Regions from separate parts of the Homo sapiens genome. Here region 1 is linked to region 2. The links are chromatin loops, found by intact Hi-C in ENCODE. Cell type or tissue: heart right ventricle. All regions are shown on one strand. Each heading gives the region's core, and the rest is flanking DNA. Links, peaks and the distances in the headings are about the cores only.

Region 1 (5,390 bases), core at 242-5,241, 190 kb after region 2:
CTGGAGGAAAAAACTCAACTTACCTTAATTTTTTTAAAGTAAAATATTTTAGTAAGAGGATGTTTTACAATCTCATTATTCAAGAATGTATGTAATGTCTCTACTTCTTCAACCAGTTATGCTCATTAAACTTTGGAGATAGGGCCAGGCGCAGTGGCTCACGCCTGAAATCCCAACACTTTGGGAAGATCAGGTGGGCAGATCACCTGAAGTCAGGAGTTCGAGACCAGCCTGGCCAACATGGTGAAACTCAGTCTCTACTAAATACAAAAATTAGCTGGGTGTGGTGGTGGGTGCCTGTAATCCCAGTTACTCTGGAGGCTGAGGCAGGAGAATCGCTTGAACCTGGGAGGCAGAGGTTGCAGTGAGCTGAGATCATGCCATTGCACTCCAGCTTGGGCAACAAGAGTGAAACTCCTTAGCAAAAAAAAAAAAAAAAAAAAAAAAAAAGAAAAACAAACTTTGGAGATAAAGTGTGTATTTCAAAAAGAAAATCAGTCTTTTTATTATGGTTATTTTCTAACATATACAAAGTAGAATATTATAATGAGTCTCCATGTATTCGTTACTTAGCTTTAGCACTTAACCAAATTTGCCAACCTTATCAACCTCTCCTCAAAACTTTTTTTCCTGGAGCATTTTAAAGCATATTTTAAAGCATATGTCACATGCCATTTCACCCACGATTTCTTTCCTATTTACTTTAAACTGAAAAGGACTTTTAATTTTCTTAAACATAATCACTATGCCATTAACATAGTTAACACAATTAACTGTAATTCCTTAAGATCATCTGATATCCAGTCTATGTTCAGTTTTCTCCAGTCCAGTTTTCTCCGGTGGTGTCAAGCACTTTTTTTTCCCATTAAGTTTGTTAGGATCTAAATGAAGATCACGCATTGCATTTGTGGTATCTTTTACTCCTTAACTGTATCTTCCCTCCTTTTTTTTAATACCATAAATTTGTTGGAGAAACTGGGTCATTTTTCCTATTGGATGTATCACACATTCTGGATTTGGCTGATTGTTTCCTTGGGGTATCATTTAACTTGTTATTTTTCTCTTATTTCTTGTAAAGTGGTAGTTAGGTGTAAAGTCTTGATTTAGGTTTAGTTTTCAGGAAAGAATACTTTGGGGTACTGAGTACTTCCTGTAACATTCCAGCATGACATACATAATGACTGCAAGTCTCACTTTAGATGATGCCAATTTAAGTACTATAAAATTCCTCACCAACTTTTAGGTAATAGTTGAATATCCACGTTTAAGTTGTCTAGATAAAGTATTTCATTAGGGGTTGCAAAATGGTGATTTTTTTTTGAGTTATTCCCTCTGTATTTATTAGCTGGAATTCTTTAAGTCTTTTTAATATGGCCTTATTAATCTTTTTTTTTTTTTTTTGAGATGGGACAGAGTTTTGCTCTTGTCACCCAGGCTGGAGTGCAATGGCACTATCTCGGCTCACTGCAATCTCCGCCTCCCAGGTTCAAGCAATTCTCCTGCCTCAGCCTTCTGAGTAGCTGGGATTATAGGCACCTGCCACCACGCCCAGCTAATTTTTGTATTTTTAGTACAGACTGGGTTTCACTGTGTTGGCCAGGCTGGTCTTGAACTCCTGACCTCAAGTGATCCACCCGCCTTGGCCTTCCAAAGTGTTGGGATTACAGGCGTGAGCCACTGTGCCTGACATCTTATTAATCTTTAACATTTTCTTTCCACCACAAGATGCCCTGGGCCCATCTTGTACATTTTCTGCTCCATACCTGGATTTGGCCATTTATTATAGGAGCCATTGTTTCTTTTTTGGGGACAGAGTCTCACGCTGTTGTCCAGTATGGAATGGTGCAGTGGCATGATCTTGGCTCACTATAACCTCTGACTCCTGGGTTCAAGTGATTCTCCTGCCTCAGCCTCCAGAGTACCTGGGATTACAGGCAGGTGCCCCCATGTACTGCAAATTTTTGTATTTTTTGTAGAGACAGGGTTTCGCCATGTTGGCCAGGCTGGGCTTAAACTCCTGACTTCAAGTGATCCACCCGCCTCGGCCTCCCAAAGTGCTGGGATTATAGGTGTGAGCCACTGTGCCTGGCCAGAGCCATTGTTTCTTTTAGTGTAAAATGGCGTGGACCACCATTTACGTCCTAGAGTTGCACTTTCCTCCTGGATTGTCATTTTTTTCTATGCCTTTTTAGTGGATATAACTAGGAATTTTCTTAGGATATAAAAAATTGTGAGTTTATATTCACAATACACTAAAAACAAACAAACAAACAAAAAAACAGTCTCCCTTGGGAAACGTCCATAACCTTGAAATTTGTCAGTCTCCTTTTGGTGCTCCGTGGCATCCTGAACCCGTCTCTTGTTACTTGGCACATGATGCTGTATTCTCTTCATATATATGTCTCCTCTATTAGATGTTAAGCTCCCCAAGGGCAGGATAACTTCCCTTCCTTCTCTTTTGTTTTTCTTTATGAGATAGGGTCTTTGCTCTGTTGCCCAGGCTGGAGTGCAGTGGCTTGACCATGGCTCACTGCAGCCTCAACCTTTGTGAACTCAGGGGATCCTCCCGCTTCAGCCTCCCAAGTAGCTGGGACTGAGGGTGCACGCCACCACCCTGGCTAATTTTTCTATTTTGCTGCAGAGACGGAGTTTTGCCATGTTGCCCAGGCAGGTCTTGAAATTCTGGGCTCAAGCAATCTTCCTGTCTTGGTCTCCCCACGTGCTGGGATTATTGGCTTGGGCCTCCGCGCCTGGCCCTGTCTTACTTTTCTTTAGCTCCTAGTGTAGGCACTGTTTCGTGGTAGGTCCCAACGAATGGTAAACCCAACTTCTTTTAGCAGCTGTTGCTGCTTTGTTTGGTGGTGCCCTTCTGTGTGCAAGGCCGATACAGTCTTCAGAAATGGATCTAAAATACTTTTGTAATCGCTTTGACTTTTTCTTTCCAAGTGAACTTCTGAAGAGTTAAAAATCATGTAGTGACTTTATTTTGGAGATGAGTAATAAGGTTTAAGGTCATCTCAGAGTTGTCTGTGTAACTTTTTCCTCTACAGTATGTTTTTACCCAGTACAACAAACCATTCTTCAGCACCTTTGCAAAAACATCTATGTTTGTTTTGTACCTTTTGGGCTTTATTATTTGGAAGCCATGGAGACAACAGTGTACAAGAGGACTTCGCGGAAAGCATGCTGCTTTTGTAAGTTTTTAATTTTAACTGTCTGTTAGGAAGGGGGTATAGATACGTTTTTTCAAAGTTTAAAGATGTATTAGTTTCTTTAAGGACGGTCATATTTTAAGTTGTTCAGTTAAGTGAGTGAAGATGATATAAGAAAACCGGCTCTTGTCCAAAATTTTAAATTTATTCTTCTAATTAAGTAGTATCAGAATAGTTTGTGAGAACTCTTACTCCATGACATTTTCTGAGTTGTTAAAAATTCTTGAATTAGCCCAAATCAATTAATGTGGCAATGAAGATGAAAGTAAGGAATAAGAAGAATATCAAGAGTCTGTCATTTGCAGATTGGATGAGTATCCTCTAATTGTTAGGTGGATTCTGGAAACAAAAAAATTCAAAGTTTTATGTATTAAAATGAAAATATCATATTTCCAGACGTATTTTAGATGTTTGGCTAATCAAATTATATTCTTTGATTGATGTAATATAATATAATATGCTCATTCATAGTGTTGAAAGAAATATGAGTTTATATAATGATATATCTTCCTTATAGAAGTAGAAATTTTGAATTATTGAGAATGAAGAATTATAAAACTTTCTTATGTTAATCCTTTTAAAAAATTCTTTATTATGTTAGAATATATATAATGTGAAATACACCATTTTAACTATTTTTAAATGTATAGTAGTGGCATTAAGCGCATTGACTTTGCTCTATAACCATCAGCTCCAGAATTTTTCATCATCCTAGACCGAAAGTCTGTACACAGACTTAAAAATAACCACTATTCATTCTTCCCTCCAAACCCTAGTAACCACTGTATTATTTTCTGTCTCTCTTAATCTTTTTCTTTCGTGTGTATTATTTTTTGTGGGTTAAAATAGTATTGTTTCTTGTCTTATCTAATAAGTACATCCTTTTTAAAATTATTAATTTATTTTTAGAGACAGGGTCTCACTTTGTTGCCCAGGCTGGAGTGCAGTGGTTTAATCACAGTTTGCTGTAACCTTGAATCCTGGGCTCAAGCAGTCTACTTGCCTCAGTCTCTCAAGTAGCTGAGTACGTAGCCATGCAACACCACACCCCACTGATTTTTGTATTTTTTGTAGAGACAGTGTCTCACTATGTTGCTCAGGCTGATCTCAAAGTCTGGCCTCAGGCATTCCACCGTCTTGGCCTCCCAAAGTGCTGGGGTTACAGACCTGAGCCACTGCACCCAGCAGTCAGGGGCTTTCAATAATTGTTTTTTAAAGCTGGGCTTGGTGGCTCATGCCTGTAATCCCAGCATGCTGGGAGGCCGAGGCAGGCAGATCTCTTGAGCCTCAGGAGTTCAAGACCTGCCTGGGCCATAGTGGCTCATGCCTCTTATCCCAGCACTTTGGGAGGCCGAGGGGGCGAATCATGAGGTCAGGAGATCGAGACCATCCTTGGCCAACATGGTGAAACCCCGTCTCTACTAAAAATACAAAAATTAACTGGGCATGGTGGCGCACTCCTGTAGTCCCAGCTGCTCGGGAGGCTGAGGCAGGAGAGTTGCATGGACTTGGGAGTCAGAGGCTGCAGTGAGCTGAGATCGCACCACTGCACTCCAGCCTGGTGACAGTGAAACTCCGTCTCAAAATAAATAAATAAAAAACAATTAAAAACAATTTTTTAAATGTAGGTGAAGCCTGCAAATGTATACTCATGTACACACACAAATTTAACTTACCAAAAATATGAGTATGTATTTTTTTACTTTGCAAAAGTAATACATATACATTGTAGAAATTATATATACATCATAATATCACATGTAGGGATAAATTGTATGTGTATTAGTATAGGTATATTGTTGAAAATTTAGACGCTACAGAGAAACAAAAAGAGGAAAATAAATGCTACCATTCAAGGAATAACCACTGATAATATTTTGACATATATCCTGCCATTCTTTTCATGTGTGTATTTTTTATTTTTTACAAAAATGGAATTGGGCCTGGTGCGGTATCTCATGCCTATTATTCCAGCACTTTAGGAAGCTGAGGTGAGTGGATCACTTGAGGCCAGGAGTTTGAGACCAGCCTGGCTAACATGGTGAAACTCTGTCTCAACTAAAAATACAAAAAATTAGCCAGTCGTGGTGGTGCACTCCTGTAATCCCGGTTAGTCGGGAGGCTGAGGCATGAGAATTGCTTGAAGTCGGGAGGTGAAGGTTACAGTGAGCAGAGACT
Region 2 (5,390 bases), core at 191-5,190:
TTTCAAGTTAATTGATGTGCCTTAAATGAAATGAGGTCTGACACACTTCTATTAATCTACTCACATATAAATGGCCCATACAAAAATCTGTCCTAACTTCCAGCTACATGTGGTTATCTCTCCCGTCTCTTGACTCTCCGCTAAAATGACAGCAAGAGAATTAAAAGGAAAGGTAAATGACCAAGGATGAATCAGGGGGCAAAAAAACAATGAATACAATATTTCAATCCTGTTTGGAAAAGAAACTGTTAAAATCCTCTATATAGAATGAGACCCACCCTCCTCGGTTCCCTTCCAGACCGTGTATAACAAGAAAGTTAATTCAAACCCCAATAAATAAATGAATGAATAAATGACTGTACAAACAAAATGAAGCAAATTATACCATTCTGGACACGGGTATGGGCAAAGATTCCATGATGAAGATGGCAAAAGCAAAAAATGACAAATGGGATCTAATTAAAGAGCTTCTGCACAGCAAAAGAAACTATCAGCAGAGTAAACAGACAACCTACAGAATGGGAGAAAATCTTTGCAAATTACACATCTGACAAAGGTCTAATATCCAGCATCTATAAGGAACTTAAATAAATATACAAGGAAAAAACAACTCCATTAAAAAGTGGGCAAAGGACATGAACAATTTTCAAAAGAAGACATATATGTGGCCAAAAATCTTAAGAAAAAAAGCTCAACGTCACTGATCATTAGAGAAATGTAAATCAAACCCACAATGAGATACCATCTCATACCAGTCAGAATGGCTATTATTAAAAACTCAAAAAATATTCTCACACCATCCCTCCTAAAAAATGAAGGAAAGAGAAAATATTTTTAAAAAATAAATACAATTTAAAAAGAAAAAAAAAGGTGCTGGCAAAGCTGGAAAGAAAAAGAAACGCTTATACTCTCTTGGTGTATATTAGGTGTAAATTAGTTCAACCATTGTGGAAAACAGTGTGGCAATTCCTCAAGAACCTAAAACATAAATATTCAACCCAGCAATCCCACATACCCAAAGGAGTATAAATTGTTCTATCATAAAGGCACATGCATATGTATGTTCACTGCAGCACTTCACAAAAATAAAGACATGGAATCAACCTAAATGCCCATCAATGGTAGACTGGATAAAGAAAATGTGGTACATATACACCATGGAATACTATGCAGCTATAAAAAAGAATGAGGTCATGTTCTTTGCAGGAACATGCATGGAGCTGGGGGCCATTATCCTCAGCAAACCAGTGCAAGAACAGAAAACCAATTACTGCATGTTCTCACTTTTAAGTGGAAGCTAAATGATAAGTAAACATGTACATACGGAGGGAAACAACAGACACTGGGGCCTATCGGAGGGTGGAGAGTGGGAAGAGGGAGAGGATCAGGAAACATAGCTAACGGATACTAGACTTAATAATACCTGGGGACAAAACAATCTGTACAACCTCCATGACAAAAGTTTACCTATATAAAAACCTGTACATGTACCCCTGAACTTAAAGTTAAAAAAAAAGAAAATGAAGCAAATGAATAAACAAGGTGAAAGTGTAGGAAAAGCTGAATTTTAAGGGAAAAGAATCACATTACACTACTTGCCTCAAAAGTGAACAACAGTCTCAGGTATAATACTATAAATATTACAATACTATTGATTTACCTAATAACAATAACCTAACATGTTGGCAGGCTGGAAGAAAAGAGAGTCTAGAAAGAACTAATCTGAAAGGAGGCTAGCATTTAAACCACTAACAGTGACATATCAAGAAACAGCTCCATCCATGTTCCTGCAATACCATCACAGTATTTAGAAATCTGGGGGTTACTACCAAGAGCAATAACTAAAAGCTAGTGGATGCTCTATAGAACACAATGGCAGCAGGAGGGTGAAGAGCTGCTAATTTTAAGTCTGTCAGTGTTATTTGACCTTTAAAATTGTGTGTATACATCCTCTTAATCTTTATGTTTTGATAAAGTGCAAAGAAAATGTACCACCAAAAACCTTCACACTCCAGTATACTAGTCTGACCACAATTCCTTATCCTTCTCATGCTCACTCCTCTGCTACCAATTCACAATTATTATGTGTCATTTCATCATGATCTCCAATACCTGTACCCTCACTATCCCTAGGTAATTCAGCTTTCAGGACTTGCTCTCTCCTCTATGCTGTAATACTTTAATCTCTGCTTTATCAAAACCTTTTCCTCCTTTCCCACAACTGTCTGGGGGAGGCGAGAGGACACTATTGCACAACTAAAAGTTTTGGGTATCTAACCTGCTACCTTGAGTAAAGAATGGATGCCCCATACTATTAATATGTACTCACTAGTCACCCTCTCAATTCCCCTCAACAGTAAATATGAAAGTCATTATTCTTCACAAGCCCTCAATTTTTTTTGAAATGAAGTCTCGCTCTGTCGCCCAGGCTGGAGTGCAGTGGCGTGATCTCGGCTCACTGCAAGCTCCACCTCCTGGGTTCACGCCATTCTCCTGCCTCAGCCTCGCGAGTAGCTGGGACTACAGGCGCCCACCACCACGCCCAGCTAATTTTTTTTTTTTTTTTTTTTTTTTTTTTAGTAGAGACGGGGTTTCACCATATTAGCCAGGATGGTCTCGATCTCCTGACCTCGTGATCTGCCCGCTTCGGCCTCAATTTTAGTCCAGTCCCTTCTCCCAAAACATAAGCTTGATTCCACCTCATAAAAAAATTAAAACTATGAACTATGATGATGAACTTCTTCAACTACCTACCTGTGCTTCTGCCCTTCCTAGTTCATTTTCCTGTACCTATACTTAATTCCTTCCCTCCTGTAACTGGAGTAAGCCCTCTTAAAAATTTAAAACTATCTTGAGCCTTATTCTTGCAACTGAATTCTTACTCGTCCACTGTCTTTTTCTTTCATAGCCATCTCTCAGAATGTCCAGACTGCTGATTTCCAAACCTTCACCTCTCACTGAGATAAGTAACAAGCTGCTCTAACGTATCACTCCATTGAAACGCCTCCCCTATGATCATCAATAACCTAGATGCTGAAAAACTCCAAGTACTTCTAAGGTTTCCTCTAATGTTACTTCACTGCAGCAACTGGCACTATTTACCCTCCCTTCTTGAAACATTCACTTCTCTCAATTTTATGACCATAATCCTTTAGCTTGGCTTCTACCTCTCTGTCATCTTCAGTATTCTTTGCAGGCTCTACTTACTCAGCCTGTCCACGTGTCTGTGTTCACGAAGGCCCTATTCTTCACCTTTCTACTCCACAGCCCCTTCTCAGCCAACCTCTTCCTTTGTGCCCCACAAAGGGTGATGACTTTACAACACCCAAGTGTTTGTTTTTGAACCTTTTAAAAGATGCATATAATAAACTCATCTTTGTCTATTTCACCTACTCCTCCCCTTCAGTATTACAAATTTCAGTGGATGGCACACTGGGTTGCCCAAGTTACAAACCTGTGAATTATCACAGATTCCTCATATTCTTACTCCCCTCATATCTAAGCAATTACTGATTATGTTGATTCTATTTTTCTCTCACCTCCTTCCTCATTCTCACTGACCCACAAATACTATTCATCTTTCATCTAAAATACTATAGTAAAATCACCTATTTCCAACACAATTCACACCTCTGTTCCAACCCGTCCAAACCAATGCTGCGAGAGTAACCTTTCTAATATGGTACACAATTATCTTCTATGCTTAAAATTTTTGCATGACTACAGAATCTAGCTAACTCCCTTGCATAACATATCTGCCCTTCAAGACTGGGTCCATGAATACCTATCTGGATCCCTCTCCTACCAATCTGTCCTCTATACTTTTCTTTCCAGCACTCTCATGTCTAAGACCTCTGCCTAGCTAACCTTCTGACAAAAATACATATACTCCCCTACCACACATGACTGACAAACACCCATTCATCCTTTAAGTCTCAGTTCAACCATTATCTCCCCTGAGATGTTCTCCCAAGCAGACTTACATGCTCTTTGTTCCTGTGCCCTCAGCAGATACATACACTCATTAAAGCAACTATAACCTTACGTGTTTAAATACTCATCTCTTTTATTCTTTGAGCTCAGTAAGAGCAAGATAAAATAATTTTTCATCTTTGAATACCCAGTGCTTAAGCTGAGATCATGAAAATTCAAACCATTTAACATTTGCTGAGTGAATAAACAAAATTTTAAAAATAACTATTCTTAACATTAAATAAGCAGAGTAAGTACGTAATATTAGTAATTCTATTAATAAAGTTACAATTCTGATACTAAGTTACCAGAAGAATTTTCCATTATTAAAAGTATGTATTTCTTAATTTAATAAAGCCTTTATGTTGCTAAAACTTCATAGACAGAAGACTATTTTGCTACTAGTTATATATTTTAATGGTTAATTGAAGGTTCTTTGTATAATGGTCATTTTACACAAATAGGGAGGGGGGGAGCTTTCTAGAACCTTTCCCAAAATATTTTATTTCAATTACAAAACTTTACCTGAGTCCATGATGGAGGGAAGAAAAAAAAAATTTAAGGGCTCTCCTCTTTTCATGACCCCCCCATAAGCCACACATATTTTTTAAAAAGTTTTTTCTAAATCTGCAAAAAATAGCAACAATTTTGCTTATTTTAACAAAAGCAAATTTTTTCTTTAAAAAGTTCATAAAATGTTTTATAAACTTTTCATAAAAACTCAAACTTTTAGTGTACTAATAAAAGTTTCTGAGATTAATTCTCTCTGAATATCTATTAATTCATATTTGCTGCTGAATACTTTTAAACAATTCCGTTAAAAAAAATTACCTCTGGATGAAAAAAGATTTCAGGTCCCAAAAATCTCTCATAACCAACATCGATAGAAAACTCTTTCTTTGAGATAGCATTGATTCCAGTATACTGTTTAATCCATTTTGACCCATCTGTATCATACTTGTTAAATTCTTTTACTAAATCTGGGCAGACATAACTATAGCGCTCCTGAAAAACAAAGAAACAAAAGTAACTTTTTTTGCTTATTATAGGAACAGTAAAGAAGAATGGCATGTTTTCAGTAAACTATAATCCAATAAAAAAAAAAAACTCTTCAGAAAATAAAATTAGGAAATTAAGCTGGAAGAAAAATTTGTTAGGATATTATCATATGTGTAGTACAAATAAACATACTCATCTCCTACACATATTTTCTGACTTTAAATATAAACAGTATTTGAGAGACTGGAGAGCTGACTTCTACTATTTCAATGTTATTTCCTGAAAATGTTCACTAATGTCATTCAACATTTTCTGTCTCAGTAATAATGAATCTTGTGCTGTAGGTAAGGAGAATAAATAAAATACAGAACTGAAGAATAAGTAATAATTGTGATAACCACACAAATTAATATAGATCC

The links. Hi-C counts contacts between places; a loop is a spot of excess contacts. Peaks named below come from ENCODE experiments on the same cell type or tissue, not always from the same donor. Only the 100,000 strongest peaks of a DNase experiment are listed, where the experiment ranks them.
Region 1: a loop joins it to region 2, with 2.8 times the contacts of the local background. A loop is called at or near these places in 23 of 110 quality-filtered maps.

Annotation. Positions count from the first base shown.
Region 1 is chr2:113,748,229-113,753,618 of GRCh38, reverse strand. SLC35F5 (solute carrier family 35 member F5) reads left to right here. Exons shown (of 16, transcript NM_025181.5): 4 at 3,051-3,194. Among named protein-coding and RNA genes, the nearest start is that of SLC35F5, 5.7 kb to the left of the region's middle. In heart right ventricle, for the core only: no CTCF peak of the experiment used is centred there; a DNase peak (open chromatin) is centred at 2,669.
Region 2 is chr2:113,941,773-113,947,162 of GRCh38, reverse strand. ACTR3 (actin related protein 3) reads right to left here. Exons shown (of 12, transcript NM_005721.5): 8 at 4,804-4,977. Among named protein-coding and RNA genes, the nearest start is that of LINC01191, 35 kb to the left of the region's middle. In heart right ventricle, for the core only: no CTCF peak of the experiment used is centred there; no DNase peak of the experiment used is centred there.